2 separate regions of the Mus musculus genome follow, and region 2 is linked to region 1. Evidence: chromatin loops called from intact Hi-C (ENCODE). Cell type or tissue: heart. All regions are shown on one strand. Each heading gives the region's core, and the rest is flanking DNA. Links, peaks and the distances in the headings are about the cores only.

What was found. A loop is a pair of places that touch in the nucleus more often than their neighbours do. Peaks named below come from ENCODE experiments on the same cell type or tissue, not always from the same donor. Only the 100,000 strongest peaks of a DNase experiment are listed, where the experiment ranks them.
Region 2: a loop joins it to region 1, with 4 times the contacts of the local background. A loop is called at or near these places in 3 of 42 quality-filtered maps.

What each region holds. Positions count from the first base shown.
Region 1 is chr11:31,704,632-31,721,366 of GRCm38, forward strand. Gm39673 (a long non-coding RNA gene) reads right to left here and starts at 10,796. Exons shown (of 4, transcript XR_872338.2): 1 at 8,592-10,796; 2 at 6,888-7,859; 3 at 3,255-3,358; 4 at 1-2,831. In heart, for the core only: a CTCF peak has its summit at 9,171; DNase peaks (open chromatin) are centred at 9,230 and 9,350; H3K27ac peaks cover 1,963 bases.
Region 2 is chr11:31,831,527-31,848,261 of GRCm38, forward strand. It overlaps Gm39675 (a long non-coding RNA gene), which reads right to left and starts at 5,894. Exons shown (of 2, transcript XR_872346.3): 1 at 5,708-5,894; 2 at 1-1,458. Gm12107 (a long non-coding RNA gene) reads left to right here and starts at 270. Exons shown (of 4, transcript XR_003949654.1): 1 at 270-326; 2 at 847-1,476; 3 at 4,531-4,809; 4 at 6,422-6,688. In heart, for the core only: no CTCF peak of the experiment used is centred there; DNase peaks (open chromatin) are centred at 7,135 and 7,715; H3K27ac peaks cover 5,260 bases.

The sequences.
Region 1 (16,735 bases), core at 4,924-12,923:
GTCCCTAGTCAGTTGAAGCCTGGATGTCACCTTGACCCCAGGCACAGCTGCTAAGGGATGGAAGGTCCTTGGGGCCCACCAAGTTCTTCATAGGAGAGTCTCCAGAGTCAAAAAATAAAGAGCAGCTGGGTATGCAGTGCTGTGGCAAACTGCAGATCACACCAGATGGAGAGAACCCAGCCTTCTCTTCAAGGTTTTGGTTATTTCTCTTCAAGCTTTTGGTTATTTTAGAGATAGAAATGAAGAGACAGCCCTTTGAGAACACCCATCCACCCAGGTAGTTACCAGCAGAAGCAATGATGGTTAGTATATAGGCAACCCCCCATGTCTGCTGGTTCCTCGTCCACGGACTCTGCCAAATGCAGGTGGGAAGTTACGAAAAATGATCACACCTGCACTGAGCTGAGCATGTGTGGACTTTTTCTTAACTGTTCCCTAAATGATACCACAGAGGTATTTCCATAGCACTGACATTATGGTTTAAAGCTCAGAGTAAGATCTACATAGGTTATATGTAAATACTGTGGCATTTGATGTAAGAGGCTTGAGCATCTAAAGATTTGGGTCATCACAGGAGGAGAGCGTTTGCTACTCACTGGTAGATGGTGTATTTGAATAGGCTTCTGCATAAAGCATAGTGCCAACCTCAGGAGGGTGTAAAGGTGAAGTGGGTTTGGCCCAGTATTGGCAGAGGAAGCACAGCAACTATGGAAGTGTGCTCTCAGAGTGTGGCAGACAGTAGCGGTGGATGTGTGGCTGACATTTTAGGCCCCCTTCTTCCAGAAATATGTTCTACACACATTCCATGTGGTCTAGATATGGAGAGTGCTTCACAAGTGGCATAGTTGAAGCATTAGCCTTAAGGACTCCTTCTGGAGCTCTGAGAAAAAGGCATGTTATAGGGTTTGCAGCCTCAATAATATGGGGGCTTGGCGTCTCCAGGGGTTGCCACCTAGAAAGGGGCCAGCCCCTGGATCACTGAGGAGTCTTGGGCTAGAGGTGGAGAGGGCTGAATGCCCTCTGTCCTTAATGTCAGCTCTGGGAGGAACTCAGCACCATCAGGCAGGAGGAGCAGACCTCTCTGAGGTTTCTAGAGTCCTCTGAACATTCCCCCACACTGCCAGAATGGAATTGGTCCCCAGAAGAAGGGTCATCTGATAGCTTTCTGCCTCTCTCAGATGCTTATCCAGGGGTCAGGGAGGAAGATACATGCATATAAGTCAATATTACCACCAAAATGGTGGACAATGAGATGGGCTACAGGCCCAGGCCCTGCAGGAGGGCAGCCACAAAGCACGGCATTAAAGGTCTATGTGGTAAAAGCTTGGTCCCCAGCAGGTAGAGGGACCTCCAAGAGGTAAGAACTAGTGGGGCGTCTTCAGGTCTCTGAATGTGCCTGAGAGGAATTGTGGGCCCTGGTTTCTCCCAGTTCTCTTTCTTACTTCCTGGTCATGAGATGAACAGTTTTCCCTGCAAATACTACCCACAAGGATATGCTGTCTTTCCAGAGGCCCAAAGCAATGGGGCCAGCTGATCATGGGCTGAGATCTCCAAAACTGTGAACCAGGCCAACAAGTTTCTCTTTGTAAGTTGGCTCTCTCAAGTGTTTTGAGATGATGGGTGCTCCAGGTACCTATCAGACTCTCTCTCTCTCTCTCTCTCTCTCTCTCTCTCCCTCTCTCTCTCTCTCTCTCTCACACACACACACACACACAAACACATGCGTGTGTGTGTATCGAAACACTACTCTGTACCCCATAAATATGTGCAATCACTACATGTTAATTTGAAGTTGGAATCAATTCTTAAAAGGAAAAGGGACAGTGCCTACAGTGGGCAATTGATATCTTAAAGGAATGGAATTTTCAGGTTTTTCTAAAGAAGCCAGAAAGAATCAAACCTTTTGTCTTTCTGGCAGCTGCTGACATACCATCAGCATTGTTCTTACCCATTCCTAGATGTGTCCCTCTGACAGGAATTTTTCTTAGCTGCCTCTCCAGGCCTTCTAAGACCCAGGAGGGTGCTGCCCATGGTGTTAACTCTCTGGCCTCGTGGGTTCTTGAGAATCTCTTGGGCAGCCAGCACATGGGAAGTACTAAACTGCTGCCTGGCTAAGAAAGAGTGTTAGACTTTTGGTGGGAGACCTCAGTGTCTCCCAAACATCTGGCCTTCCTCAGACCAGCTCCCTTCAATAGCAGCTTAAACTTACTTGTGACAGGAGACCTTACAGCAAGTTGAGTCCACAGTAAAATCATTGCAGCCCATCTGTACTGGCTGGCTGTATGTCAACTTGACACAAGCTGGAGTTACCACAGAGAAAGGAGCTTCAGTTGAGGAAATGCCTCCATGAGATCCAGCTGTAAGGCATTTTCTCCATTAGTGATCAAGAGGAGGGCCCCTTGTGGGTGGTACCATCCCTGGGATGGTAGTCTTGGGCTCTATAAGTAGGCAAGTTGAGCAAGCCAGGGGAAGCAAGCCAGTAAGTAACATCCCTCCATGGCCTCTGCATCAGCTCCTGCTTCTTGCTTTGCTTGAGTTCCAGTCCTGACTTCCTTTGGTGATGAACAGCAGCATGGAAGTGTAAGCCGAATAACCCCTTTCTTCCTCAACTTGCTTCTTGGTCATGATGTTTGTGCAGGAGTAGAAACCCTGACTAAGACACCATCCATCCCAGGGAGTCAGTCAGCATTGCCCTCTCCAATCCTGATCTTTTCATTCAACACCATGGAAACCCCAGAACTCTATCCTTCCCAGTTCCTTGGACCCATCACTGCTACATCTCTTAGTGGTGTCACATCTATGCAGGTACTGGATAGACATTTACAGCAGATCTGCAACAAAAAGGAAAATGTGGGGTGGGACTGGAGGCAATACCTGCCCTGATGAAGCTCCAAGTGTCAACTCAAGTAATTCCAGAACCAAGAACTTGCACAAACTTTGCTGAGCATTAGAAAGGGAAAAAGCCATGAGCCAGGAAGGGAAAAACATGGCATCTGACTTAGTCTGGTTGTTGGTGGGTCACCATGTAAGTCTGAGTGGATTCTTAGGGAGGTTATTTAGCAGGGAGTCCCATGATCTGGTTTGCAGAGTCCAAGTATGACAGGGCAAGATAGTGTAGGGGTTCCTCCATCTTGTATTCTTGCTGAGGCCATTTCAGGTTTGACTAGAATTTGATTTCCCTGATAGACAGTCCCATGGGAAATTACCCCACTCTATTCTAGGAACCCAAGGTCAAGATACCCCAGCTAACTTACCTTAGGTTCTGTGAAACTGCAAACTTGTGCAAACCTCCCTCTCCAGCTAGCTGCTTATCTTATCTTCTGTTAAACTGCTTGCTTGCATAAAGTCTCCTCTGTAGCTGCCAAGAGAGATACCAGAATGTGGTTTTTGCCTTTAAAAACCTCTTACTCTAAATACTTGGTTTTATACTTGGGTCCTAAATACCTGTGTATATTCTCAATTGGCTGGATTAGAAACTTTCACTTGGGGGCTGGATAGATGAGCACCAACCTCTCTTCCAGAAGTCTTGAGTTCAATTCCCAGCAACCACATGGTGGCTTACAACCATCTGTAATGAGATCTGTTGCCCTCTTCTGGTATGTCTGATGAGAGCAATGGTATACTCCTATACATAAAATAAATGATTCTTAAAAAAAAAATTATGCTGGGCAGTGGTGGTGCATGCCTTTAGTCCCAGCACTCGGGAAGCAGAGGCAGGCAGATTTCTGAGTTTGAGGCCAGCCTGGTCTACAGAATGACTTCCAGGATATCCAGGGCTATACAGAGAAACCTTGTCTCAAAAAAAGAAAGAAAGAGAGAGGGAGGAGGGAGGGAGGGAGGGAGAGAGGGAGGGGAAGAAAGAAAAAGAAAGAAAGAAAGAAAGAAAGAAAGAAAGAAAGAAAGAAAGAAAGAAAGAAAGAAAGAGAGAGAGGGAGGGAGGGAGGGAGGGAGGGAGGGAGGGAGGAAGGAAGGAAGGAAGGAAGGAAGAAAGAAAGGAAGAAAGGAAGGAAGGAAGGAAGGAAGGAAGGAAGGAAGGAAGGAAGGAAGGAAGGAAGGAAGGAAGGAACTTCCACTTGGCTACACACTGTGTCTGAGTGGTCATATCTGTTAGGCCATTCCTATAACAAAAGCTCTCATTGGCTTCCCTACTAGAGACTATGTAGGTAGAGGCACTCTAGCTTACGCAGGGACAGTGAGGCTATAACAGCAGGCCAAGAAGAGAAGGCATGTGCTGACAGCAATGATAGGCTGAGATATGGGTGCCCTAGCTATATTAAAAGAAGCTAGTGCAGTTTCAGAGAATAAGTGGGCAGCTCTGGGGCCTGTCGGTGTCTGGCTTACATACCTGGAACTGGTGGTACCCCTGAGACAGGGAGCCCTGGATGAGACATACTTAGAGCAGGCATCCCAGAGGGCAAGGGGAGAAGATTCCATATCCCAAAGCCTTTCTGTCAGCAGGCAGCTTTCCAGGCTGCAGGTTCAATACCTTTGCTTTTGACCAAACACTTCATGAACTCAAGGACTAAGTTAAATGCTACTTGGACACATGAAAGGAGGACAGGGCTGACACCCTGATGGAGCATTTAGACTGGGAGGGAAAGAGATGGTCAAAGCTTAGAGGGCTTGAGTGTGAGAGTCAACCAAGCATCTTGGAACAAAATGGGAGGAGGTGGGGGCATGAGTCTCTCTCTCTCTCTCTCTCTCTCTCTCTCTCTCTCTCTCTCTCTCTCTCTCTCTCTCTCTGTGTGTGTGTGTGTGTGTGTGTGTGTGACACACAGAGAGAATAGAGAGAGAATAGAGATAATGTGTACAGTGGAAATGTGTATGTATGGGGATGTGTGAGTGTAAGAGAATATGTGAGAATAGTATGTGGAAATGTTAGAGTGTATGAGATTGCTTTTGTGAGTGTGTATCAGAGTGTGAATGTGTGGGAGTATGTAGGAGTGTGTGGGAGTGTGTGTGAATGTGTGGGGGTATGTAGGAGTGTGTGGGAGTGTGTATTATGAGTATGTGTAAGTGTGTATGAGTGTGTGAGAGTATGTCTGAGTGTGTGGGAGTGTGTGGGAGTGTGTGTGAGTATGTGGGAGTATTATGAGTGTGTGAGTGTGTGTGAATGTGTGTGAGTATGTGATTGTGTATATGTGTATGTGAGTGTGAGTATGTGTGAGTGTGTGTGAGTATGTGTGAGTGTGTGTGAGTATGTGTGAATGTGTGGGAGTATATGAGGGTGTGTGGGAGTGTGTATGAGTGTGTGGGAGTAAATAAGAGTGTGTTAGGGTGTGTGGGAGTGTGGGAGGGTGTGTAGAAGTGTGTAAGGGTGTATGAGGGTGTGTGGGTGTGTGTGGGAGTGTGTGAGGGTGTGTGGGTGTGTGTGGGAGTGTGTGAGGGTGTGTGAAGGTGTGTGGGAGTATGTGAATATGTGTGAGGGTGGGAGGGTGTGTGGAAGTGTGTAAGGGTGTATGAGGATGTGTGGGTGTGTGTGGGTGTGTGTGGGAGTGTGTGAGGGTGTGTGAAGGTATGTGTGAATGTGTGTGAGGGTATGTGTGAGTGTGTGAGAGTGTGTGAGGGTTGTGAGAAGGTGTGTGATGGTGAGGGAGTGTGTGAGAGTATAGGTATGAGACAGCATGAGAGAGTGTGAATAAGAGAAAACATAGTTGAAGGAGGTCCTTGTTTAAGCACTGTGAGAGTGGAAACATGAGAATACATGGCTTCCTGTGTGCATCTGTGCATATGTGTGTGTACTTAAGAGAAAGCATGAAGCAGACAGCTGATCCATGCATTCTCTATCCATGTGTGAAGGCGTGAATCTGACTGAGAGAGGGGACAAGAACAGAGTAGTTAGGCTAGCCCGACCAACGGGCTATTCCCAGAATGAGAATGGCCCCTATAGGCTCTTATGTTTGAATGCTTGATCCCAGTGGGTATGACCTTGCTGGAAGAAGTAAGTCAATAGGAGTGGGCTTTGAGGTTTAAAAAGACTCATGCCATTCCTAGTATGTTTTCTGCCTCCTACTTGCAGTTTGAGCTGTGAGCTCTTAGCTATTCCTGTTGTCATGCCTTCTCTTTGCCATCATGGACAGATCAAACCCTTCCTTCTCTAAGTTGCCTTAGTCTTGGTGTTTTATCACCACAATAGAAATACAACTGAGATAGCCACTATCTCCAGTGGGACAACACTGCTGTATGCAGCAGGGCCATGGACTCTAAGCTCCTGGGAAGACCTGTCACCCTGAGCCTAGATGAGGTGATAGCAGCTCCTGCTCTATTGGGTTTGCATGAGAGTTAAGTGACTCACAAAGTTCTTCCTAGGACCAAGCACATAGAAGTGCCCAAGTCACCGACAGTGGTGTTACAACACCTTTAATCCCAGCACTTGGGAGGCAGAGGCAGGTGGATTTCTGAGTTCGAGGCCAGCCTGGTCTACAGAGTGAGTTCCAGGACAGCCAGGGCTATACAGAGAAACCCTGTCTCAGAGAAGAAGAAGAAGAAGAAGAAGAAGAAGAAGAAGAAGAAGAAGAAGAAGAAGAAGAAGAAGAAGAAGAAGAAGAAGAAGAAGAAGAAGAGGAGGAGGAGGAGGAGGAGGAGGAGGAGGAGGAGGAGGAGGAGGAGGAGGAGGAGGAGGAGGAGGAGGAGGAGGAGGAGGAGGAGGAGGAGGAGGAGGAGGAGGAGGAGGAGGAGGAGGAGGAAGAGGAGGAGGAGGAGGAGGAGGAGGAAGAGGAGGAGGAGGAGGAGGAGGAGGAAGAGGAGGAAGAAGAAGAAGAAGAAGAAGAAGAAGAAGAAGAAGAAGAAGAAGAAGAAGAAGAAGAAGAAGAAGAAGAAGAAGAAGAAGAAAGGAGTGCCCAAGTCAATAACCCAAGCTCTCCCATCCCCAGCAGCCCTGCTGGAACCTGGGTCTCACGCTCTCCTTGCATTGAGTGCTGTTTCAGTGGTCAACATCATCCCAGAAGCTCTGAAAGACTCGCGGTGGAGGGACACTTCACCCACAGGTATCTTTCTGGTACCTAACACAGGTTGGCACAGAGTGGGATACAGCAAGCATTAAAAATGAATGACAAATTGTAAAACAGTAGTTTCTTTGCCTTCTCTTCTCCCCCATCTTTCTTCCCTGTTTTCATTTGACCTGGATCCCAATAGAAGGGCTGGTCTTTATGTTAGTTAGCTGAGTTACCTGAGCTCCCTGGTAGAATGAAGGTAGTACCCAGAACCCGGACAAGAAGTAGAATTACTAAGACAGACCTGAGGTTCCCTCAGACTACATGGCGTGCTTAATGTCTACCAAATAGCAAGCACTGTTTCTGGAGCAACTGGGGATAGTCTGGGCCCCAGTAGCTCTCACATTGAGCCCAGTGACTTGCCCTCAGAAAACAAGCAATAATGATAAAAAAAAAGTGTTTGTTTGTTTCCAGAGTAGCTACATTAGGGAGAGAGATGGGGTGTCAAGTGCCCCCCTCCCCTGAAGTCCATCTTTGGGGTCTTGAGATGAAGTTTTAGTTTAAACAAAGAGCAGAGCGTGAATAACTGAGGAGCCCTGGGGAAGGTCGGGTCCAGCCATCCCTGAGCCATCCTTGTCTCTGCTCCATCCTGCCTGCTACTTGGCCGTCTGACAGCTTGTCAACACTGAGTGAAATGTCCTTCTGGGGACTAGAGCCCCCTCAGCCTTTTCCTTTTCCAAGCCTGAGGCTCCTAGGGCACTTTTAATTTCTTGGAATCCACTATTTCAGTATTCTGAGAGCTGGATATGGGGGCTTCTACGTCCTTTGAGCCTCCTCATTCCAGCTGTGGTGGGTTTCCAGTTCGTCTGCATCTGCCTCTGCCCGTCATCACTTTCCTCAACTCCGGACTTTTGAGAAAAGATTCATCTTAAAAAAGGAAAAAAGAAAAACAAGAATGTCAAGGCTCGTTTTTACTTTATATCATTTAAAGATCTCATTCCTCATCCCAAGCCCCCAGATGAGGCCTGCTGGTTTCTTTCTATTCTGCCATAGTGGCCAAGTCTTCGAACTTGTTTATTGCTGTTGAGTTTGAGATGTTAGCAGACAGTGTCCTTTTGCCAGATGTACTCTTAAAATTGTCAAAGAGCTAAGAAATCCTTATAGATGGATGCATGACAGCTTTCCCCGCCCCTTGCCCCCCCCCCCCCCGAGCCTAAACACCTACTGTGGCCTGAGACCTGTGATCCTTGTCCTCTGGGCTAAGCCCTACCATATTTTCCGAAGCTGAGGCTGAGATTGAGGCACCAATATGAGAAAAAGAGGCAGCAAGCAGCTTTGCCCCCTCCACCCCTCCATGCTCCTTTCTCTAAGAAATTGCTCTCTTCAAGCAAGAGAAACACAAGCTCCCTGAGAGTGGACGGGTCTACGCAAAGAGGTCTGTCTGCAGGAGAGGGTAGCTCACTGAGAAGCTAAGAGGCCTGTCTGCAGGGGAGGGTAGCTCACTGAGAAGCTAAGAGGTCTGTCTGCAGGAGAGGGTAGCTCATTGTGAAGCTGCATTTGTCTGAGTGAGACAAAGAAAACTTTTTTTTTTAAAACTGGGACACAGGAAAGAGGTTAAGACAAGCTCATTGCTTAGAAATGAGAACAATAGGAGTCCACCTGACCCTGGCATGGCCATCAGCGTCCACTCCTGGGCGTCCGAGCTTGGCACAATTATCCTGCAGATCATGATGATTCCAGGGGACAGCGTTTTCTGGTTTTGCCTGTGACTTCCATTTTCTCGTTGCTGACAGAGCTGTCTTTGTTGCTCTTCCTCTTCTGAACGACAGCTTCTGGGACTGGCTTATGAAAAACTGGCCTCCCACAAAGGCTGACGGTCAAATGCAGCAGCCAGCTCATCTTAGCTGCTTCCGTGAGAACTTCTCCTACAACTCATGTGGCTTTTCTTTTTTCTTATTCTTTTTTTTTTCCTTTCAATTTTCTTTTTTTTGCCTTGGAAATGGGCTTCATGGCTATGGTAGGCAATTAAATTTCCAAGCTGGAGAATGCCCATGTCCTCTGCCAGGAACTGCTAGAGCAAGCAAGCCAGGCCACGGGCTTTGAATACTTGGCACGGAAGTGGGGCCTCTGATACACACAGTCTCTCCCAGGATGGGCTTCCCAGAGGAGTGTGTTTGTCTTTGTTCTGAAAAGGAAAGTCCAATCCCATCCCAGCACTAGCTACACCACAATCCCAGAGCTAGGTGGCACCTCCTTTCCAAAGCTGGGCAATTGCCTGGTTCGCTAAGTGTCACCGTTGGCACGGTGCCATGGAGGGTTGGCTTCCAGCATGCAGGTCAGTTCTCAGGCCTGCCACTCAGCTCTCCTCAGTGGCCCCAGCCTTTGGAAAACTGCTATCTCTCAGAAGAAAGGAGAGCCCTGTGTTCCTGACCCAGCCTTCTCAAGCTGCTGACTGAATCACGGGGTTTGGGGCTAGCATCTAATTTCCAGAGCTGCTGTGAGCAAAATGCTAACACTTGTTCCAGAAGCAGGCTGGTGCCCTGGCTGTAATTCTAGACTGGGGGCCACTAGAGAGGAATCCAGGCTTGGTAGATTATACGTGCACGAGGCAGGGCAGTGGCCTGAGCCTTCCTGCAAGGGAAGGGACGTGTGTGGATGAGAAGGTCCTGAGAACTCATAGGTGCTTGGATAAAAAGTGGGACCAACTAATATGAAAGGAAAACGCTGGAGGGCTTCTCTGAGGAGTGACCTTCTAGGCAAGCCCTCCTGGGACAAGGGGCCTGTGGCTCCTTTAGGAATGGCACGGAAACTGGAAGGGGCTAGTGAGGGGTGGCAGTAGAGATGAAGTAGGAGCAACAGTGTTAGTCTGAACATTCTGTGATAGCTTTAGAGCTAGGAGAAGGACTAAGCTGGCTTGTTTGAAGGTCTCTGGTTTCTTGGTAGGGAGATGATTGGAGGAGGTGGGACTGTTTGTGGAAAGCTGCTTCAGGCCCTCGCTGTATCTTTGACAGACAGAAGGCATGGTCCATGAAAGAATCTGGGCTTCCTTCTCTAAGACTTCCTTCTCTGCTACACCAGAGGCACTCTGGACACTAGGACAGGACAGTAGAGATCACCTGGAGCGGTCATTTATAAGGATGGAGATGTCTGTCCTGCCCTGAGGATCTCTGTTGCAGCCTGGAGAATACTCTCCTTCTTGGGGACACTTGCATAGTTTACAGGCAGCAATACCAGACCCCTCAGCAGCCACTCTTACCAGGGCCTGCAGTAATCTGTGTTAACTGTGTAGTCTGAGTTCCTCTTACAGGATAGAATTTACTAATGTGTTATGCAGAAGAAAAAAACATTTCTCCATTAACACCAGCCACTCCGGTATACCAATAAGCACATTAAGAAAAGCGTAAAATTCTTCAAGCTGGTCTAAAGCAGCAATAAGAGAACTATGTATGTATGTGGGAAACGGAGGAGAAATGGCTCTCGAGCCCTTGCCTATTCTGAACATGGAGAGTCAGCTGTGAGGGACTGACAAACATATCCAAGCAGAGTTTGCTAGGCAGGTCTCAGAAAGCGCCTTGTTCTGTGTCAGAGATCTCATTCCTTGCGTGCTAACAGCCTGGTAGTGACCAGCCAGTGACATCAGAGAATGGTGTACAGTCGAGCAAACCCCTCTGCAGTGTCCATTTAGGGGGTGAAAGGTCACATGAGTGCTTACAACAGGGTATGGTATATTAGGCAAAAAGCACGTGCCTGGCTTCATGGATGCCCAGGACAGCAGACTAATTGTCTATATAAATCATCACTGATGAATTTAAAACACCTCAGGGGGCTGGAGGATGGCTCTGTGGTTAAGAGAACAGCAACCACACGGGGGCTCACCTCTGTCTGTGACTCCAATTCCAGAGGATCCAATGGCTTCATCTGACCTCTATGAGCACTCTGTGTATATGGTACCCAGACATACATGAGGACGAAACATTCGTACAAAAACAAACAAACAAACAAAACAATGACAACAACAACAAAAACCAAAGCATGTCAGATACTTGCACACAACCTGTTTCACGGAATTCCAGAGTGAGCATCAACTTCTTGAGCTCCGTACCCATGGAGTCGGCCGAGTGTCGAGTGAACATACTTAGGAAAACCCAGTTAAACAAACTTAAGATACAAGATACAACATATGCCTATAAAGACACCCACAGATTCGTTCCTCTAGGTAACAGACACATGCGTTATGAAAGAGGCTATACACCTATTGTTTTTCTGGTTTTAACTATGTCATTGATTTTTCAATGTGATGGACCAGTGCATAAAAATATAACTGATAATGAAAGTGTAAAACTCCATGTGATGCTCTAGAATGGCTGCTCTAACTATAGCTGTTCATTGAGATGGATGGACTTTGAAGAGAGAGAGAGAGAGAGAGAGAGAGAGAGAGAGAGAGAGAGAGAGAGAGATTGAACATAGAATGTCACAGTCATAGGTGAATAGGGGACTTAACTGCTGCCCAGTCAAGGGCTCTGTGTCTATGTGAATTGTGAACAACCAACAGTAGGGAAGTCCAGGCCATGGAAAGAATGCTGTTGTATTGGGAATACCTGCTGGGACCTTGGCAGGAAACAACGTCACACAAGATTCTGTAGAAGAGCTCTGGACTTCAGGTATAGATTTAGAAAATGAAGAGAACAGTGCAGTTTGAGGTGGCTCAATAAACCAGGCAGTTTATTGTGGTGCTAGTTAAGTTTTGAGTTATAATAGCCAGCTCCTAACCTCTCATGAGGTGGCAGGACATTCCACACCACGTGATTTAGTCTGGGACAGCCTGAGTGACAAGCAGCACAGAGGAGCCAGGTACTGGGTAAATCAGGGGCTGTGGAGCTATAGCATGGCATGAGAGAGCTGCGGGGGGGGGGGGGAGCTTGGCCTGGTTTCCTCAGGATGTAGAGTTTGGCCTCTGACAGTGACCAGTGTCTTAGAGGCAGGTCCGTGAACTAACATGACAGAGACAGACATCTCCACCCCATTTCCCCCAAGCCTGGGTTCTAGGTACATACTGGGGTTCGAAAGGCACTTGCTGAGTGACATCTCCTGGTTCTTGTGTCCCAGAACAAAGACTCAAACTGGGGACACATGGATAATGATTATCTATTAACACAGCATAAGGCATTCTCAAGGCTGGGACAAATTCTGCAGTTAGATTCTCTTACATGTTAATCTTGATTCTGCTGGAACCTCTTGCTGGGTCCTGTTCTCTGACATCGCCTTGTATAGAAGAATTTCTTACCTCTGTCTCCTGCTCTGTTTCTGTAGAGGTAACAGACAATAGAATCTTAGGGTCCAGCAGACAAGCGTCCTGAACTTCGGCTTCTGTTTTTAGGAGCTACTAGTTGGAAAGGATGGGGCTATGCCTCGTGGCCTGCAAGTCTGCTGGTGTCTACTTGGGGACCTTCCAAGGATAGTAGCCTCTTTTTTCTCTCTTCTCCCGGAAGTGGCCACATTGAATACATCTCCTTTTTCTGCTTCTCAGTGTTCCTCAGCATACTGGTAGTGGCTGATGTTCTCATTGGGGGTTGCCAAAACCCTAATAGCTGGTTACACCGTGGGGACAGGAGGCACTTAAACTCTGCTCTGAGGCTTGGGAAGTGCTGAGTGACTTTTTAATATTTTTTCTCTATTTCCCACTTTGTGGCAGGAACACGAACCTACAAGTAACTTTAAAATTGCTCTCCAGGAGCCATTGGGGTTTGGTGTTTATTTAAGCTGCATTAAGGTAATGAATTAATTAATGCATAAATTAATGCATTAAGGTAATGAAGATTTTTAATCTTAGTCTTTTAGCTTGAAACAACTGTGCCAGGTCACAGGACAGCCTAATTTTAGAGATGAGCCCAGCAGTGTCTCCGGTCTGGCAGGAATGAATGTTAGTGATTATTATAAGGTAACTCCCCCTTTGCATACAAGACCATTGCAACAGTGGTCCCCGGGAAATTAGAATTTCCCCAGAAGTCTCAGTCTGGAAGAAGGAAGCATGATGCACACCAGTGGGAGAATTTGGATCTCAGAAAGAGAGTTCACACAGTTCTGAATATTTGTCAGACTGCTTTGAAAGACCAGAGAAGACAGACCATGATTGGCAGACTCTCACTTGACCAGGACTACTAAAGTATGGATTCCTCTTGCCTCCATAACAATCACAACCTCACATCAGGATCCCAGTGATAGACTCGGGGATGGAGGGGTCCATGGGACTCTTTGTTTCTCCTCCAACACTGGCTAAATCTCTTTTCTCTGCCTTTCAAGATGACATGTTTAATTGGCCTCTTGAGGACGGATGGCTGGGTCTAGCATGTTAGGATCTGGGCTCTGGCTCTAACAAATCAGGGAGAAGAACCACCCAGGACTGGTTTGCATTGTGGCACAGACTTGAGCCCTGGCACTGCCCCCACCCTTCAAATACATACACAGCAAGTGGCATTCAAAAGTCAGAGCCTCCAGGTAGCTTCTCACTGGAGATCCTGAGTGGGTATCAGAAATGCTGGCAGCACATCTCCAGTGCACAGGTCTATTAATAGCTGGGGCTGCCTCCTGTAGCTCCCTGGGCAGCTCTGCTATTCTGTTCTGAGCACTTCTGAGTCCTCCCTAGACCCCGTTTCCCCCTTATTTCTTCTTCACTTCCTGCTTTCTGTCCAGCTTGTCTGCCCTGCCTCATCTCTTACTGTCAGCACTAATCAAAGGGATAGCAGTGGGAAACGAGATGCCTCACCCCATGAAAGAGTCCACCAAGGCAGTGTGTGCTGTCAGAGGTCACCATCATCTTGGCCTGGAAGTGGCCTGTTTACTAAATAGAAATGATGACATCAGTCAAATGTCATTGGAAAGCAAATGCCCAGAGCTTGGACAGAGAGAGATGGAGGGTTTCTGAGAATGGGTCCCTCCCAGGTCTGTATTACAAAATGTCCCATGACTCAGCAATACTATAAGAGGTCACTAGACAAATGCCAGGCTCCGGCCCATTGCTCTTTCTTGGCCTGGTTCCCAAGGCTGCCAGGCCTCTTCTCCCATTCCCTTTGTTCTCCATACCCATCCGCCCCTGCCCCACTTGATCAGAAGATGTGTAGGCCTTTTAGAAGGCCTTTCTTCCACTCTTCCCCTATCTGTGACAGAAAAGGCCTGTCCTTGTGTCAGAAAGCAATCCACCATCATTACACTCCAGCCAGAGACAGGAAAGGCAGGGTGATACCCCGAGGCATCACCTGGAGGATGGATGGGACTGGATCCTGTGCAGAAAATCACAGGAAACAGTCACTGCCTTGTTTTCCACAGCATGAGATAAGGCCAGGGCAGGCTGTCCATGCTGCAGCTCAGGAAATCAGCACCTGAAATAGGAACCTAAACTCCATGGCCTCAGATGAACTGGGCTGGTTAGGTTCTGTTACATTTGCTCAATGGCTTTTCCACAATGCAGGTGAACCTTGGGCAGGCAAGGGTCCCAAGTTTCACCTTTAAATTCTTCTGACAGTGAGGGTTGCCAATCTATCACCTGTAGTGTCCCCTCAATGTCAGCTGCCTTCTATGTGGGGCTTTTTTGTGAGCAGTCAAGTGGTTTCCATAGTTTTTTGGGATTCTTCTGCCCGGCGTTTGTCTGGATAACTCCTTCCAGCCCAGAAGTCTGGTTGTTACCAGAGTTGTCAGAGTCTGAGCCTGGGCCCTGGCAGCCCTAATATGCTAGCTCAGCCGCTGGTTCTCAATAGGTCCAAAGTCAAACAGACATGCAATAGTAAAAAAGCAGGAAACAACGTATTCAATGTGGCCACACTAGAAGAGGGACAGTGACTGGCCCCTATCAAGTCCATCTGTGGGGTCCTGACAAGAAGCTTAGGATTAAACAGAGGCTGAGAGGTATGAAGTCCTGGACAAGTGGGGTTCCACCAATCATGGCCCATCACTGTCTCATCTCTGGTTGTGTAAAATGCTCTGTCACATGTCAGAACTGAGTGAAATCTCTCCCTGGAGACCAGTTCCCCCTCTGGCCAGCACTGATCTTCAGCCTCTTCCCTCTTCATCCAGACTGAGACTCCTAGGGCACCAATTCTTGGGGACCATGGTTTCACTAGCCTGATATCTGAGCATCTCTTTAGAATCCTTGGTTCCTGCCACAGCAGCTACAGCTCACACACTCAAGGCTCCTGTTCATCCACTGTGTGTCAAGCGTACCCAGGGAGACCCACCCTGCTCTCAAGGAAGCCTGGTTGAAGGGAAAGGCTAATGAGCTTCCTGTAGGGATCAGGATGACAGCAGAAACATGAATTGGATGGGGTAGGGAATGCTAGAGGGTGGTGGACGCCATGGGAACGGAGTGCTCATGCTGTCCAGGGATTGGCAAGCTACTTAGCCTCAGTTGACTGTTACTATGTCAGAATGACTCTGGGTTTATTTACCTAGGTTTCTAAGTAAAGCCATATATCTGGTGTGTGTATGCGTATGCACACACATGCGTGTGGAGGTGCACAAGAGGAGTACATTTGCACAAAAGGTCAGCTCTGAATGTCATTCCTCAAATAGCATTCACCTTTACAATTTGTTTTATTTTTTCGAGACATGGTTTCTCTGTGTAGCCCTGGCTGTTCCGGGAACTCACTCTATAGATCAGGCTGGCCTCGAACTCAGAGATCCAACTACTACTTCTGCCTCTTAAGTGCTGGAATTAAATGTGTGTGCCACTATTACCTGGTTAAAAACTTTAAATTTATTATTAATACATGGATACGTGCACGTGGAGATATGAGGGCAGTTTTGTGGAGTTGGCTCTCTCTTCCACATTTCCACCCAGAATGTCAGGCTTGAACAGCAAGGACCTTTAGCTAGGGCCACCTTGCCGGCTCCCATCTTCATTTTGTTGTTGTTGTTTGTTTTGTTTTGTTTTGTTTTGTTTTGTTTTGTTTTGTTTTGTTTTGTTTTGAGACACGCTTTCTCACTAGTCTTTAGCTTGCTCTTTCAACTAGGCTGCGCAGAAAACCCTAGATTATCTGTTTCTGGAACCTAACATCACCATGCTTGGCCTTTTTAATATAGATTCTGGAGATTCAACATTCACACTTGCAAGGCAGATCTATTACACACTGGGCAGATTTATTACATCTCCTTGGCCCATGGTTGGAAGTTTGTACCTCCTTTTTCTTCTTTTAATACTGTATGGGCCAAATGAACTATGCCTGTAAGGATGTACGGGAAGCATCCTGTAATAATACAAGGTAAGAGCTGAGATAGAGGAAGTCTCAGGATCCATGTATAGGGAGATGCTGTTGAGCCTACCCACATGGAGAAGTAGGAACATCTCAGTAAAGATAAACTGAGTCTTGAGCGACAGTTGTGCTGGCACAAGGCATGACATGGTACATCCTTGAATGGCCATACAAATCATTACTGCAGACTGGGCAAGCCTCCCCCCAGGCAAGTGGTGACTTAGAAATGGCACTGTGCATGCCCGTAGAGCTTCCATTTCTCAGCCTTCCTTGTAACCCAGTGGCCATATGACTGATGAGGTCTCTGTTCTCATAGGAGAAGGTTCATATTCTTCCCACCCTGGTCATTGGTAATGGAAGTGTATGGCATGAAGCTGGTTAAATCTCTTTGGTTTCTGTAAAAGTGCAATATATCCAGCCCATAGGGAGGTTGTGAGGGTGAAGGGGATCTGGAAGGGAGGAAGAACTGTGTCTGATGTGCTCTGTCTCCCTGGCATTCTGCCTGCCACATTATGTCTCTGATAAGGCAGAGAAGAAAGAGAGCAGGAGCCTGGCTCCTGG
Region 2 (16,735 bases), core at 3,063-11,062, 130 kb after region 1:
GGTGAGCAAGATGAAACCGATAGAGTTGCCTCTGACTTCAAGGAAATTAGACTGTCCTAATTTAAGAGGGGAATGGCTGTGATGAATGGGAGCCTGCTCACAGTGATAAGCCCTGACATTTTCATTACCAGCTACAATATGCAAAGTGCATGTGGATGTGCCTGTGTGTACATGGTTAGAAGGCCATTCTTATCTCCTGCCAGTGGATGCTGGTGGTCTCAGATTGCGTTCCCACTGGTTCATAAAACTCAGTGCAGAGAAAAGGCAATCAGCTGGAGTCACGGGCTGTTGCAAAGGAAGAGTGAGCTGGGAGATCGACCAAGAAAGTCTGGGCTTTTGTAGTAACTTAGATTGTGTAAAATGGGAAACAAAATGCTCATTTCTCAAAACCGCTGGAACAATTGCCATGGTTTCTTACTCCAGTGTCCTCGTGGCCAGTTAACAAACCTGTCCCATCCCTTCCCCTCTGGCCGATGCTTCCTTTCTCAGAGTAGTTTCTTTGCTCTCTGAAGAACAGGTGACTTGTCTTTTGTGGAAGGGAGGTTACCAGGAAGAACAGCAACCCTAGTTGGGTTACTTCCTGTTTTGAAACCTAAGGACTTGTTTGCAATCAAAGATGGGTGTAAAGGTAGCGAGAGTCTCTAGTGGGCCCCAAGGACTGTCTGTGGTGTGCAGTAAGTGCACCTGGCAGGGGACTCTCGAACCTGTTTCTCACATAACAGTATGCGCTTTTTGAGAGGCTGAGTTGCTCTAGGTGCACGGCAACATGCAGCATGTGGTGAAGGAAAGGGGGGGGCCTGCTGATAGATGCTGCTCATCCTGTGATCTTCCTTCCTCACCACACAGAGAAGGAGCTGTTGGAGCAGTTGAGAACTTTTTACTTCCTTCAGCTCACAGGAAGCACAATATGGGATTCTCGAGCCTGACACCACAATCACCGCCTTCTTTTAAGGTACCATCATCTTCTCCTGCTTTGATGCCTACAAAAATAGGCTCTGAAACTCTGCCTTCCCCACTCACACCCTGGCCTTTCTGCAACGCTTAGTCCTTGCTGCAGTCAGTTCAGAATGTTACTTTATGACCCGAGCTTGGCTGGCCAGACTGTGACATCACCTGACCAGTGTGACTGGTTCAGGGATGGGCTGGAAGCTAAGCTAGGAGATAATTATAACTCCATCCATTAAGCACTTACTATGTGCCAGACACGTAACATCCAGCACTTCAATTGGCTCTCCAAGCAGCCTTGTGGGGTCAGCACTCTTCTTGCTAGAGGGGCTAAATGACCTGTCGAAGGAACCTGATAAGGTCACTGTCTGAACCCGACTCCAGGACTCCAAGTAGAGACTTAAGTGTGAGAGTAGACATCAAGTGTTCTCTGGGTGTTTTCTTCAAGGAGATTATCCATTTTAAGTGTGTATCTTCCAATGAGGCTGGCAATATGGTGTGACAGAGGTCAACCTGGAAAGAGAAGAAATTGTAAGGCGGATGGCCATCCGGAACTTGGGAAATTCATCTCCTGCTCTCCTCAAACATCAGGGCAGCATGCATACCCTTTATGCTCTCTCTCTCTCTCTCTCTCTCTCTCTCTCTCTCCCTCTCCATTCCCCTCCCCTCCCCCTCTCTCCATCCCTCTCTCTCTTTCTTCCACAGATGATCACCATATTATACATCTTGATTCATTGATCATTTTTCCCAACTGAAACTGATGTGAATGTGTGTGTGTGTGTGTGTGTGTGTGTGTTCATCATAGTGTGGGATCTTTGAGATCCATTCCTTTCGGTTCAGGGTGAATCATGAAGGGTCTCATCATTACTCATGCATATAAGGGGCTGACCTTCGAGAGGAAGGGCCTATTGTACCCTGGGATCTGAGTCACAAGGGTCAGGGTAAGAGGTGCATAATCTCTATAGGGCAGAGACCTGGCTAACCCCATCCTGATGGGACTGCTGGGCTCAGAAACTACTACCCCAAATGAAGCCTCAGAGCCAAGCTGTTCTTTGGCCTTCTGTCTCTCTTTGGTCTGTCACTCTGTCCTGCTGAGAGCCTTATGAGCCAGAACTACTTCCATGGGTCAGAGATCCTTCCCCAAAGTCACTGAGAAAGTCTAAAAATACTATTCTAACCTTCTTTCTTTCTACATGACAGCAGGTTATCAAACCAATCAAGACCCTCATTCCAGAGAGTCCTGCCCTATCCCAGAGAGGAGGAAATTCCACAGGGAGGGGCTTAGAAGGTTCTGAACCCAGGCTTGGCTGGGTTGTCCACTTGGTCTGTTAGCATTAACTCAGCCCCATTCATGTTGGCATTCTGCTGTCTCTCCTTTATTGTGTCTGAGCATAAAAATGGACAATTCTCTCGAGGGCTTAGAGTCCTAGACGACCCCTGTGCCTGCCAAACTCATAATTACATCAGTGTGTTACCCTTTCTCTCGTCACAGTGGTGTCTACTGAGATCGTGTGGCAAGAGTGACTGTCTACTGCTCCTCTGCTGGGAGGAAATGCCAGGTCTCAGGTCTATCGGCCTGAACTCTTTTAGATTGTGTGCTCAGTGAATTGTAGCTCAATGAATTCACTTTCCTACTGAGAAGAGTTGATGTTAACACTCAGGACTATTGGATAGATTTAGCCTTCTGAATATGAACACACACAGTTGCTGCATCCACAGTATAGCCTGCCTTTCTCCACACACTCCCTTTGTCAACGGAGCAGTATTATTCTAATAAAATGGTTGCCATGCAACTGATGCTGGTTTCTTTGAAAACTTGACCATACACATGAAGCATACGTTATATGATATCATAAAAGTCCATAACAAAGTACTTAGAAGTAGTCAGAATCACAGAGATGATAGGCAGAGTGAGGCAGAAGGTGAGGCAGGGAGGTAGCTACACTTTGGAACATATAGTTTCAATGTGTTTCATGAAATGAGTCATGGAGACATGTTGGTGATGTTTCAGCAATGTCAGAAATATTGAATGCCACTTGAAATACATACTGGGCAATACTGACTTTGAATTTTCCAATTGCTTAAATCTATTTGGATTTCAGTAAATGAATAGAAAATAAAATAAAAACTCTAATGTGTAGAAAACTTTACATGCCAGCAAGGGATCACAGAAAATCTCACAGTGATGAAGAAAAATACACAGTTTGCAACATTGAGAAATATCATTATTTAAAAAAAAAAGTCTTTGTACTGGGTGTACTGACTCACACCTTCCATCCCAAGGCCTGGAAGGCTGAGGCAGGAGGATTTAAGCTGGAGCTACATAGGAAGAACCTATCAAAAGCCACGTGGTTTAATTTGGCCTTCACCTGTGACCCATGAGGAGCTGAATAGAAACACTAGATCTTGTCTCTTCTCTCACTGTTTTTCAGTGTTAAACTGTGAGTGACGAGGTTCTTAGCCTTTTCTGCTTTGATGACAAAAATCCATCAGCTCTTTCATGTCATTTCTGTATTTAAGTGCACTCAGTTCCCTGCACTGGGTCTTCATCCTGCATTCTAGAATTTGCTTCATGTCTCTTAAGAATCATTACGATGATAATTTACACAAATATTTTACTATAAAATATTTTGAAAAATCGCATTTGATTTTTCTAATAAATTTGTATTTATGTGTTCTGGAGAACTTAGGAGTCTTAGGAAAGCAAGCATTATTTTTGCCATTTCGCCATGCAGAGAACTATGATCAAAGACCTGGTTTATTTCCATTATATCAAAACAGAGTCTCATTGTGTAGCCCAGGCTGATCTCAAACTCTTACTATCCTCCTGCTTCAGCCTCTCTAGTCCTTCAAAATGTGAGTACGTGTATATTTGTTTCCTTAAAATAACTAGCATTATTGATGTTAAATATGTGGGCTATTTTTTGTTCCAATTTCTCCTGCAAGATTAGTATGTGCTTCTTTATGTGGTATATATAAATAATGTATGCATGTATATGTTCCAGCCCCATATTCTCTCTACATTTCAAGCACTGTCATGTTCTGGCTCCTACGAGGCTAGGAAACTACATGTATGGTTCTGATAAGAGCTAGACTCACCGGATAGTTTGTTTACACCCTATCGACCCTCCTGTCTCAGCAAATTCAACCTTTTTTCCTAATCCTACTTGACAAGTTCTCTGGCTTATTGTAGTTCTGCAGTGTATTTGGTTCTATAAGTGCAGTTTTGTATTGATTATTGCAAGTGACACATGGATGTGAGCTAATTTTATATTGCATGGGTAACTAACCAAAATATTAAATTTTAAAAAATTGTCCTAACTGCCTAATCTAGTGCAGATGATAGCAGAGTGGAAGGATGTCAATGTCAGAAAGAAACAGATACAGACAGACAGACAGACAGACAGACAGACAGCTGCTGATGGCTGTCTGTCTCTGAGAGTCTAGATGATTTCCTTCCTTCTGGCCTGCGCATCTGTCAGGCCTCCTGAGCACTCCCTGGATTCTTGAGTCCCATTTTTTACGTGGTTTTCTTTTGTTTTCAGTGCAAAACCCTCCCATGGCTCTACTACCTTTACCTTTCAGGGTTTCCCCCAGAGTGCACCAGGGTACTTCCTGAGTTGGTGACACCCCTCCATGTGGAAAGAAGAGCAAACCAAATGACAGAGACAGAGTGAGGCAGTGTTGCCATCCAGAACAGAAGGAGAGGTCCCCTCCTTTCTCCATTTGTGCCCAACAACTGTGTCTGAGGACTAACAGGTGTCAGACACATTGGAGGCTCCGGAGATACAGCTGTGACAAGGCGGACACAGGGCCCCATGCCTTCAGACTCACATTCTGTAGGGACAGGACGCCAAGAAACAGGTGAACACAGAAATGGATGAAGTGGCTTTAGATCATGCTGAGTGTTGTACAGACTAGATGGGGGCATCACACTGGAGAGAGAGGTGGCGGGCAGCTCTGTAAAGGTGCGGTAGTCTGCAGGGTCTTGTGGATGGCCTTCATGTACAAGACTGCTCTGGAGGAGGGTGCCTCTTAACTCTTCCTGAAGTGGTAAGGGCTCTGGGTAGAGGTGTGGGCAATGAGGTTGGAAAGACAAGCAAGATTTCCTATTCTGTCACCTGACTCTTGTTCCAGAAGCTGGTCATGAACTCAGAAGTTTTTCAGACCCAAGGCCTCAGCAGTATGGGCAAGGAGCCTCTGTTCCTCCCCTGCCCCTCCCAAGCTCAGACCCTTTCTTGCAGCTCATGTTTAACCTAGCCTTATTTTTAGCGTCCAGCTAGCTTTCCAGCTTTGCCAACATCCCCTTCATGAAAGAAGAGACACATTTCTCTTTGCAGTGGGGACACACCTGCCAGTGAGAGGCAGCATGGCAAAAGGAAGAAGCATTGGAGTGACAAGGGCAAGATTAGAGCCTTTGCCAAGTCTTCAAACTCAACGCCATGTTCAGTCAAAAATATCTCACTTGGTGATGGTGGCAAATGCCTTTAATCCCAGAACTAGGGAGGTAGAGGCAGGCAGATCTCTGAGCTTAAGGCCAGCCTGGTCTACAGAGTGAGTTCCAGGACAGCCAGGGACACACAGACACAGACACACAGACACACAGACACACAGACACAGACACACAGACACAGACACAGACACAGACACACACACAGACACACACACACACACACACACACACAGACACACATACACACACACACACCGAGAATTCCTATATTGAAGAAACAAACAATAACAACAACAACAAAAATCTCACCTCTTCCAATTAGGGTCCCAATTAAGCAGCCGTATCACTCACCCTAAGATCTGACATGAGGAGAACGGCCACAGAACTACTCTTCTGTGCAGGTGTTCCTCCTTCCATTTTGTGAAGGGCTTGTCTTCTGGGCATGCCCATTATGGAGGATTAAGTTTTACACAGTGAATCCACTCCAGCATTGCAATTTCCCTTCATCAACACTAAGCCAAGGAAAATTTGGCATCTCCAGCTCCTTCTCAGTAGGCCATCTTTTGACAAATTTGTCAGCCAACCAATCAAATGCTTGGCACCATTTTAACTATACAAGCTTCAATATCAAACTGGAATCTCTGCTCAATGGGCTATATCAACAAGTTCGTACTGATTTAGTTTTATGTTCCTTCCAAAATTATCCCACACCCTTAAAATCCATTCCCACACAAATTTTCCAAATGTATGCTTGAATGAATCAAAAAATTTAAAATTTTAGGTACATAGCATGCTTTGGAGTTTTGTGTCTTAACATGGTGACACAGATCTGGACCTTAAGAAGTATTCATGTTCCATAGTTAATAATGAAAGATTATGCCTAAAATTCCAATTTCTAAGTCCATTTGGAGAAAAATAAGAGTACGTTGCCATCCTGTGCTGGTCAGTGGGTACTAAGTGGTGGCAGCTTCCTTTGGTTTAGATGGGCTTTCTAACCTTCTCAAGCCCTACCACTCTCCACAGTCTCACACAGAAACCACAAAGATTGGCAGCCACCACCAGAAGTCAGCAAGAGGCAAGGAGATACTTGCTGGAGTTTGAGAGAAGAATATGGCCCAGCTGATACCTTGACTTGAGGCTTCTGACCTCCAGAAATGGGAGCGAACGTTTCTGTTGTTTTCAGGCACCCGTGTTTGTAACAGCCATATGACACAGCTTTGTCTTTGGATCTACAAGAGACTAAAGTCTTTCAAATGGAACCAAATAAACTAAATAATTGATTTTAACTGGGCAAGTTTGAGTAAAGTATTAGAAGCAAATACATACTTTTGGAAGAGTCTAGAAAAGGTCTGATTTCTTCTAAGTTATCTTTTTCTTATCTAGATCTGAACTAGTACTAATGAAGTCTAAGGATGAAGGGGTGGGGGTAGGGGGTGGAGAAATGGTATAGGCTGTGAGCAGACACGTCATGCGCCCTAGGCCCAGCACATGATCAGCCCTATGGTCTCTCACAAGACTCCAGAGGAAGAGGTCTTACGGCAGATGTTTCACAGAAAGAAAACACATAAGGAGTGCAGCAGGGTGAGGGATGTATCAAGGAAGTGAAGTTGGCAGTGAGTCTATGAGACACTGTTCCACTGAGGGACACAGAGAGGGGCAGACACGTGACACCAACCGGGCAGGAGGGAGGAAAACCTTCAACCTCTGTCTTCTCGTGCCAGGGCCTCCCATTGGCTGAACTGGCAGGGAGCCCAGAGGACACAGTAGCTGCAACAAAGAGAGGGCGAAGGGCAGGGAGAGGATCCAGGGAACCAAATGGAGAATTTCCAGGGCAGCCAGGAATTCTTCCTTCTGAGCTTAGCGTTCTCATCCCCACTCTGCCAACAGAAGATGAGGATGGCAACCTGAGAGTGGCTGGGGGAGGGGAGGGACACTAGGTTGGTAGTGAGTCATAAGACCCAGCGGTAACTCCTTACAAATACAAATACACAAATAAAGGACCAAGGGACTGAACCAGCTCTCCTAAGGCATGCATGTTACTGTTTTCCCCAATGATAGACTTGGATGAACTATGCTTCAACTCCCTGTCATAAAAAGCACAGAGGGAATTGTACAGCATATTAGAGATAATTAACTTCAGCCAAATCAGGGCTGCCAGAATTCAGAAAGGACAATCTTATCCTAAACGGGCACTGAGGCTCACGTACAGGAAAGAAAATAGAAGGCAATTGATTCAAAACATTCAGTACCTCGCAGCCTCAGGAGGTTTGAATGGAGGCATTAGTGCCTGCGACTAAAATAGCAGGTTCATCTGGCCGCATGTGACAGGCTGGGGAGAATTTCCTTGGCCATTGTGTAGTGGCTCAAAGTGGTGTCTGTTATCTAGGGACTGTTAAAGCAGAGGCAGCAAGATGGAGCTTCCTTAGGGCAGCTGGGTTCTGATGGGGAGATGACACAAGGCATCTCTGGGGAGCTATGTCTCAGCTCTCCTCTATCCACAAAGACTGAACGATGGCACATCTGCCATGATGGGCTGACAGGGTCGGAGGCAGCATTGCATCCTCAGAAGCAGCAGAGGCAGGAGAGGAAGCAATACTCAGGAGCTTTGCCTGTGTGCTGTCTTAACCAGAGAGGAATTCAAACTTAGGTTGTTCTCAGCACCCCACCATATGACTCAAACACATTAGCCAGGCTCTTGGGGCATGGTCTTGGCAAGCCTTAAAGAAACAGTGTTGCTGTACTATGGACAGAGATGTTAAGATCGCCTGTGGGTGTCTGGGGCTGGCCTCCGAAGGTGAAGGATGCTGGAGACCCACTCCTTCAGAAAAGGCACCAGAGACATTCTCCTTTACTTTCACATGGGTCTCTATATCCATTGGTACCATGGGGGGACGTGGTGCTGCTGGAGCCTGAAGGGCAGTGGTACAGAGGATCCCTGAGCCCTGATGGCAGGCCTGAGCAGAGCTGTATCCTCCCACTGCCTACCTTTCCACATCAGCACTTGCAGCTCAGTAAGATGGAGGTGGCCTTCTTAAGGAGGCCATCTTGAGCTTGGCATTTCTACTTCTTTCAGTGTGGGGGGGTGGGAGTGGGGCTTTGGGGGGGCTGTTCTAGCTGGTACTCAGCTTCAGAGCGGTGTGACACTATTTCCACACATGACTCCTACTGATCCTATGGTGTCCATCAGGTCCCGGTCAAAGTTATTCCTCCCTGTTAACTATGTGCCTCCACCTATCACTCTATCCCATCCTGTCTGCTTTCTGCAGAGGCCCTGGGTCTCATTTGTGTCTCTTCTTTGGAAATAGCAACCCCTCCCCATATTACTAGATGGGCCTGAGGGCAGGAGCATGTCTGTCTTCTTCTCTCCACATCTCCAGGATTTAGCACAGTACCTAGCATATAGTAGGTACTAAATAAGTCATTTCAGAACCATAGGCAGACGGCTGGGGTTCTAACCCAAGCTAGATGCTTTTCAGATCTCTTTATCTGCCTCTTGGGATTCAGGTTTCTTGGCTCTCCAGCAGTGCCTGTTTCTGTAGCTCATGGATACAGCTTCCCTGGCACATGCTGCCAACTATAAGCATGCTTTCTTTGCACATGAACTCCTAAGAAATAGACAAGCAGCACTTCCACCGGGGCTGCACCTCATTTCAGGTTTGGAGACTATATTCTCTAGGCCAAGATCTTGGATACTGACCTGAAGGGCCTTATCATCTCCCTTGCCACCTCCCCTCTCCCTACCAATTCCTCTACCCAATCTGATCCTAGGGGAGTAAACTGAGGCAGCAATGACATCATGAAGCCCAAGAATTATCCAGAAAATGGGAACTGAGGCTCAGATGGAGAAGTGAGCTTGCTATAAGCAGTAAGTAGTTGATGGAAGAGAAACTGAGTTCCCTTTGGATCCATATTCCGTGCTTTTTCCAGTAGACTTCACCAGATTTTATCTCTAGGGTGAACCAGAGCCCATCAGGATAATCCTGTTGTCTCAGCTTTCCCATCAGCAGATTGGGTGGTGCTCAGTCAATTTCTGTATGTTATGTGTGTGTGTGTGTGTGTGTGTGTGTGTGTGTGTGTGTGTGTGTGTGTGTGTGTATGTGTGTGGGGGGTGGGGGGGTGTGCGTGCATACAGGTTCACACTCCTTAGAAGTCTGTGTAGAGGTTGACATGAGGGTAATAAAAGCGCCAAAGTAGCTTTCCCTTGACATCTAGGTTCAAAGATCAAACCGGGAGTTTTGTGATTCGATCACTATAAATACACAGATGTGTCCTTCACAGGATGCCTGGTGTGAAGCGCCCATTGTCTGTTGGCTTCTCCACTGGGCCATCTATCTGTCCCCAGCTCCAGGACATCTGGTGCCTGTGGTTGATCCATTAGCAGTCCTGCCTGTCCCAGAGCAGAGCAATCCAGGACACCATGAAATATTTACGCAGTCTTGACAGCAGATAGCTTCCTTTAACTGGATTCTGTTAGGATCATGGGTTGGGTTACAGATGAGGCCTGACCAGCTAAGGCTGAGAAGCTGAAGGCCTAGTGCAGGATTAACCACACCCAGCAAATGGACAGAGAAACAAACAACAGCTATGGTTCCCTTTTGAAAGATACATGGATAGAGAGCTCAAATGTTGGTCTTGCAGACCCCTAATTTTTAAGTCCTTGGTAAGAACCAAGGACTTACAAATCCATCCCAGACTCTGGAAAATCACAGTCCTGAGTCAGATCTGGGTTCCAATCCAGCCTGGCCTATTTCTAGCTCCTATGGTGAATTACTGCAGTGGGCCAAGACTCGGTTTCTTAGTGTGTGAGTTGGGGAGGAGCCACCTTACCTTCCAAGAATGCCATGAAACTTAACTGCTGTAAGGTGTGGGGAGGTGTGTGGCAGGCACACATGTTTGTCATGTTATGTTATGTTATGTTATGTTATGTCATGTTACGTCATGTCATGTTACGTCATGTCATGTTATGTTTCTCTCCTCGCTCTGTGTTAGAAGGTACAGCTAGGGCATGGTCTGGGAGGTGGAACATGACTGTGTTCAAGGTCACCTTCACTGGAATTTAATCCATGCCATTGGGCATCAGAGCACAGTACTAAGTGTATTTTACGAAACAACAAGTCTGAGGAACAGTTAATGCTCAGAGGTGTGAGTTGGGTACTGTGTTAAGTGCTTTGTCCACCATGCTAAAGGATAAAGAGTCATAGAGCACACTGGCAAAGCCTGTCTCCTAAGAACTGATGGCCCTCACCATGCTAAAGGATAAAATGTCATCACAGCACACTGTCTCCTAAGAACTGATGGTCCTCACTGGCTTTGTAGGCAGACCAACCCTGACTTCAAGTTCAAGGCTATAAAGTAAATTGTTTCAATGGGACTGAGGAAAGCTGGTTGGGGAGTATATAAGAGTGCTTTAGAGTCACAATAACGAAAATTATTTTTCTTGTAGAAATGCCAACACTGAAAGTGTTTTTATAGCTGCATGTTCATGGCCATAAAATCCAAATTCTCCCAGCTCCCTTAATGTTACATCATGTTGGGCCTTCCCTTTCCCCACCAGCTCTGGTACAGGGAAGCATGCTGCCCCCCTCTTACCCTCTTTGTCATCTTTCCTCACATGTGATGATGAAGTCTCTCCAACAAGGCCTGTGTATGTTCACAGCTGCAGCCTTTCAATTTGTTGCTCCTGTGGTTTGGTGAGAGGAAGAGGGACCCTATAAAGCCAACTGTGTGTCATTTGTAAGACAGACACTCAGTGCAGAAGAGACGCTTATAGTTAAATGGCTGTGGTCTCTCTAAGCAACCTGGCAGCCACAGCCCAAACTCTAAAGTCCGAGCAGTCCACTTCTGCTGAGAGAAGCAGATCCTCTGGGCATTATCCCTGTTAGTGCAAAGCAGGGTGCAGTGGGACAACACTTTTGATTCGGTGGTAACGCTGCACATGGGGTCTGTCAGCCTCTATATAAAAACAAAAAAACAATAACCAAGTATCTAGAATCTGGATGACTCCTATCTCCATTTAATAGCCCAGGGGGAGGTAAGAGCCTTCTGAAGCTCACACGGGAGGAAGCAGTGGGGTTGAAATCTTCTCCAGAGAATTACATCATGTTCATTCAGGGCAGGATTCAACGCCAGCTCACACCCAACTCCACCACACAACCTGCTGGCTCCTATCACTTGCCAGGGATGATTGGAGATATTAGAATATGGCAGTGAGCAAGAGGGGCAGACCTGTGCCCCCAAGGGGTTCCCTTTGAGAGAGCAAAAACAAGCAGGCAGGTTCTACTTGAGATGAGTCTTGCGGTAAAAATGTTCAGGTCTACAACAGGCAGAAAAGATGAAAGCACATGGCCACTGTAGTAAGGGAAAGTTCCTCTGGGAAGGTTCTATTTATGACCCAGAAGCTGTGTGGCGAATAGGAGTCAGCCATAGCAAGGACATCAAGGGTGAAGGTCCAAAGGTTAGAACTAACTCACACTGGGACACGTGTGGAAGCAGGAGCAGCATGACCAGAAGGGCATAGGATGATGGTGGACAGAGGCTGACACAGGGTCCAAGTAAAGAGATAGAACATCAAGTTGAGTTCAGGCCTGGAAGGTTCTGGCATGGGGGTGACAAATCAAAATGTATTTAGACGAGCCTTTGATGCTAGTGTGTCTGTGTCTGCATGCGTATGCATACATGTGCGGATGTGCATGCTTATGTGCACTGAAGTGGCACATAGGAGGCTGCATAGAGATCAGGGAAGCAAGGTGACACTGCTTTAGGCACCAAGGCAAGCAGGAGTGAGCTCTGTGTCCTAAGATAGGGGAAGATGTGGGATCCATTTGGAAACAAAGCCATCTGGACTCAGAAGGCTTGGAGATGAACGGCAAGGGAAGAGAGGACACTCAGAATGGCTGCCACACTAATGATTCCAGTCTTGTGCCTTGAACACAGCAGGTTAGGTATAGGGCTGTCTGCCTGGGCCTGTTGTAGCACAATGTGGGAGCACTGAAGAGCCCTGTTTCAAGACAGGCATGCCCCGCCTCTGCTCACATAGCAGGCAAGACATATCCAAGATAACACTCCTCTCTGCCCAGCGTCTTCCCGGAACACCAGCCAGCCAGGCCCTGCAGCAGCCAGGGTGCTGCGCTCTCTAGATTGGGTTCCTGGAAAAACTGTTCCATTATTGATAAGGAGCCCTCCTGACATCACAGCAAGATGAAGAAGCGTTTCTTTGCTGCCCTGCAGATCTGAGTTCTCTGGCTCAGCAGCAGGCTGGGGAAGGGACAGTTTAACCATGAAACACTGTCATCTGAAAATGCCAGAGAAACATAGCATTGTAATAACTCACATTTGCTGGACACTTGCTCTGCATCAGCCATCTCCTTCCAAAGAACCATGGTCCTAAGAACTCTTAAGACAAAGGGCCAAGTCCTCCCCACCTCACAAGACTAGAAAACTGAGGCAAGGGGAAGCCAGGCAAGTTGCTCCAGGTTACCAAACTTGAAAAGGGAAGGGCCAGGATTAAACTCTACACATATGGCTCCAGTTTGCGGCACCCCACTCTGCTGAATGGTCCCAGCCCATGTGAGAGGTAGGTCAGAAGCAGAAGGTGCTCTCTGCCTTTCCTAACGTAAAAGGAATTAGTTCGAGCTAGGGGGGCTGCTATGTGGTAGAGCATTAACCTAGCACGTGCATGGCCCTGGGTTCCACTCCGACACCACAGAAACATGAGTCAATGAGATGAGATGCCATGGAGAAACACTGAGCGAAGGCCATTGAGCCGCCTGCTTCACTCCTCTGAGTAAGGAATCATGCCTAAACTGGGACAGCTAGGAAGCAGAAGTACTGGGATCTGAACAGAAGTAATATAACCTGAGGGCAGAGACTCCCCAACTCCACTGCACATTCTCATGTGTGCATACTGCACAGAATATTAGTGTCTCAGTGAAGAGCCCCCTCACAAAGCCCAGTCGAATAATCACTCCAGAGTTGGGCTCCTGATGCCCTGCTGCTCCTTAAGTGTCTCATCCTCTGACCTGGAGTCAGTGACTTTCTTCTTGTAACCTCAGAAGAGAGCCTAGATCCATTCCTCTAACATGCCAGTGTGCTGCTTGGAAATACTGGCTTGTTCCTTTTTAGTTTGCTGGATCCCACACTTTTCACCCCCCCCTCCTGCCTACTGACTTTGGCTGGGCACCTGCAGACTAGTGTGAGGCTGGAGAAAGATCAAAAGGAGAAGCAAGCTGATTCTCAAGGCCAGTCTCACCTTTGCTATCTCTGTGGCCTGTTCTTTCACCACTCTCCTCTACCTACCATGTACACCATCTAAACTGTCCCAAAGAGGAAGCAGTCCCAGCTCTGACATACATGATAAGCTGTGTCACTGCTCTGACATGCATGATGTGGTGCATCACAGCTCTGACATTCATGATAAGCTGTGTCACAGCTCATACATGCATGATGCGGTGCATCACAGCTCTGACATTCATGATAAGCTGTGTCACTGCTCTGACATGCATGATGTGGTGAATCACAGCTCTGACATACATGATAAGCTGTGTCACTGCTCTGACATGCATGGTGTGGTGAATCACAGCTCTGACATACATGATAAGCTGTGTCACTGCTCTGACATGCATGGTGTGGTGAATCACAGCTCTGACATACATGATAAGCTGTGTCACAGCTCATACATGCATGATGCGGTGCATCACAGCTCTGACATTCATGATAAGCTGTGTCACTGCTCTGACATGCATGGTGTGGTGCATTACAACTCTGACATACATGATAAGCTGTGTCACTGCTCTGACATACATGATACGCTGCCTCCTACTCCCATATTCTAGGTCAGGAAATGTGAGAGTTTGGGCCTGGAAGGGGACAAAGAAGGACTAGATGCTGAGCTGCCTTTAACTAGCTTCCTGCTTGGAAAGGAAGGTAAGGAGTAACCTGAGACAAGGGCTGCCCCACAGGGCTAGAGAAAGAGCTCTAAGGACTCAAAGGAAGAAGAAACACTTGTCATGCAAAGCCTTAGGTTTTAGAAAGCAGTCTGGAAATAAGACTCTCCCTGCCTGCCTCCCTATCCCAACCCCACACCACCTACCACGGTCAGGAACATGATTTTCTAGACCAGATCCAAATCTTCTTTGAATCCTTAGTAAAATAAAGCAAAAAATGATGAGCCTAGGTCTGGTCCCACCCAAGGACAAGAGCCAGACAGGCAGATATGCCCCGAGAACAACTCCCTTATCACCGCAAAGCCATTGTCTCCAAAACACAACTAACATATATGGGGAATGGGCATATATGGACCCTCATGTATCATGTATCATGTATCATGTATGTCAGAGCTATGCGTGCCTCCTCTTTGGGGCAGTGTAGACGGAGGACACAATAGGTGAGAAGATAGAGGTGAATGCAGGTTGTGTTCAACGGGGAGCCGCTTTCAGTATTTATCCTCTCTTTACAGTTTTAAAGTTGTTTGTCAGTGGTGGGAGGCAGTGCAGGCATGTGGACCACTGCTCCTCTGTGCAGGTCAAAGGACAAAGGACAACTGTTGGTTCTTCCACTAGGGATCCAACTCAGGTCCTCAGACTTCCACACTTCCACACTACTCAGACATCTTACCTGCCCCTGTTCTCTCTGTCTCTGTCTTTCTCTGTGTCTGTGACTATGTCTCTCTGTCTCTGTCTCTGTCTCTGTCTCTGTCTCTGTCTCTCTCTCTCTCTCTCTGTGTGTGTGTGTGCGCGCGTGCGCGCGCGTGATTCTTCTAAGACAGGTGGATGTCACTGGCAAATATTTTGGCAGCTCCATTTCAGATCACCCAAGGGGGATGCACTTGACAATTTCATTTCAACCATTCCTCAGAAGAAACTGCCAGCAATGTATGTGTTCTGAATTAATGGAGAAAGCCAAATGTGACATCACCAGGCTCTTGTCTCTAAAGTAGAACCAAGACCAGCGCCAGCATCCACCTTACTGGATCATCGCAAGCTCATGCCGCATAATGGGTTCTAGTTAGGCAGACACTATGAATGCTCTTGTTGGCAGTGTGCTCAGAGGAGATGAGCAGTTTGGGCATCAAAGACATTTAGACAAAAAAAATAAGTGCTAGTGTTCTCCAGCACAGGGGAGGACTGCACCTCACAACGGTCCATTGTCTGGTTTATGAATAAGTAGTGGAGAGAAGCTCAAAGGCCCCAAACAAAATAATGACAGAAAGGGAAACAGAAACTCCCTGATCAGTTCACATGGTGTGCATGTATTGAGACATCACACCACAGCCCCTAATTATGGACAACTATGTTAACTGAAATTATTTTAACTCGGTTTTAGAAAGTGGAATGACAACTGCCAGCAAGCCAGCACACTCAGTGGTAGGCTCAGAGATGCACAAAGCACGCTGCAGACTCTGGGGGACTCATTCATGCCGTCAGCCCATGCATATGCATGAAGTAACTGTTCAGTGACCAATCCAGAGACGGCTTCAGAACAGAAGAGGATGAAACATTCAATCAGGGAAGCAACCAAAAACCTTATTAAAACCCACGGTCTGCCTCTTTTGTCTTTCCGAGCCTTGGTTCCAGTGTTTATAAAAGTGAGGGTAAGATAAGTAGAGTGGTTATGAATATTAAATTAGAATACTGAGATGAGAATGGCCAGAGACAACGCTTGGAAAGTAGTAAGGGCTTAATAAATGCCACTCAGTGGGAATCTGAGGGCCACAGAAACACACACATAATAAATGCTTATTGGAATTCTATGGTATGTCAGCCTTGTGGCAGGTTCTGGGCATACGGAAACAAATAAAACATGGCATTGTGCGCTGCAGGTGCATCCCATACTTTAACTGGAAATACTTGCCCCTTTCTATCTATGGCTCCCGCAGCCATGGATTCAACCCAAGGTCAAGAATAAATAAAGAACAACAGTACTATGGCCAAACACGTATAGACTCTTCCCCATTTTTTACTTCCTAAATAATACAGTACAGTTACTATGTACGGAGCACTTACATTGCATGAGGTGCTGAGATAATCTAGACATGTACACAGGCACAAATATGTGGTTATATGTAGGTACTGCATTGTTTTATGTAAGGGACTGGAGCATGTGCAGACCTTGGTACGGGGGAGGGCTCTCCCAAATAAACTAAGGAATATCACATGCTTTATTTGTGCATATGAAACGAACACAAACAAATCCATGAAGACGAGCTGATTGTGAGGGACATAAGGGACTAGCAATCCTCTTGGGCTATCTCTTGCGTGGCCCATCAAGAGCATGGCCATTTTCAGACCCAACTCACTTTGAGTGGGTTAAGAGACTCTCATATGATATGTAAGGGACAGA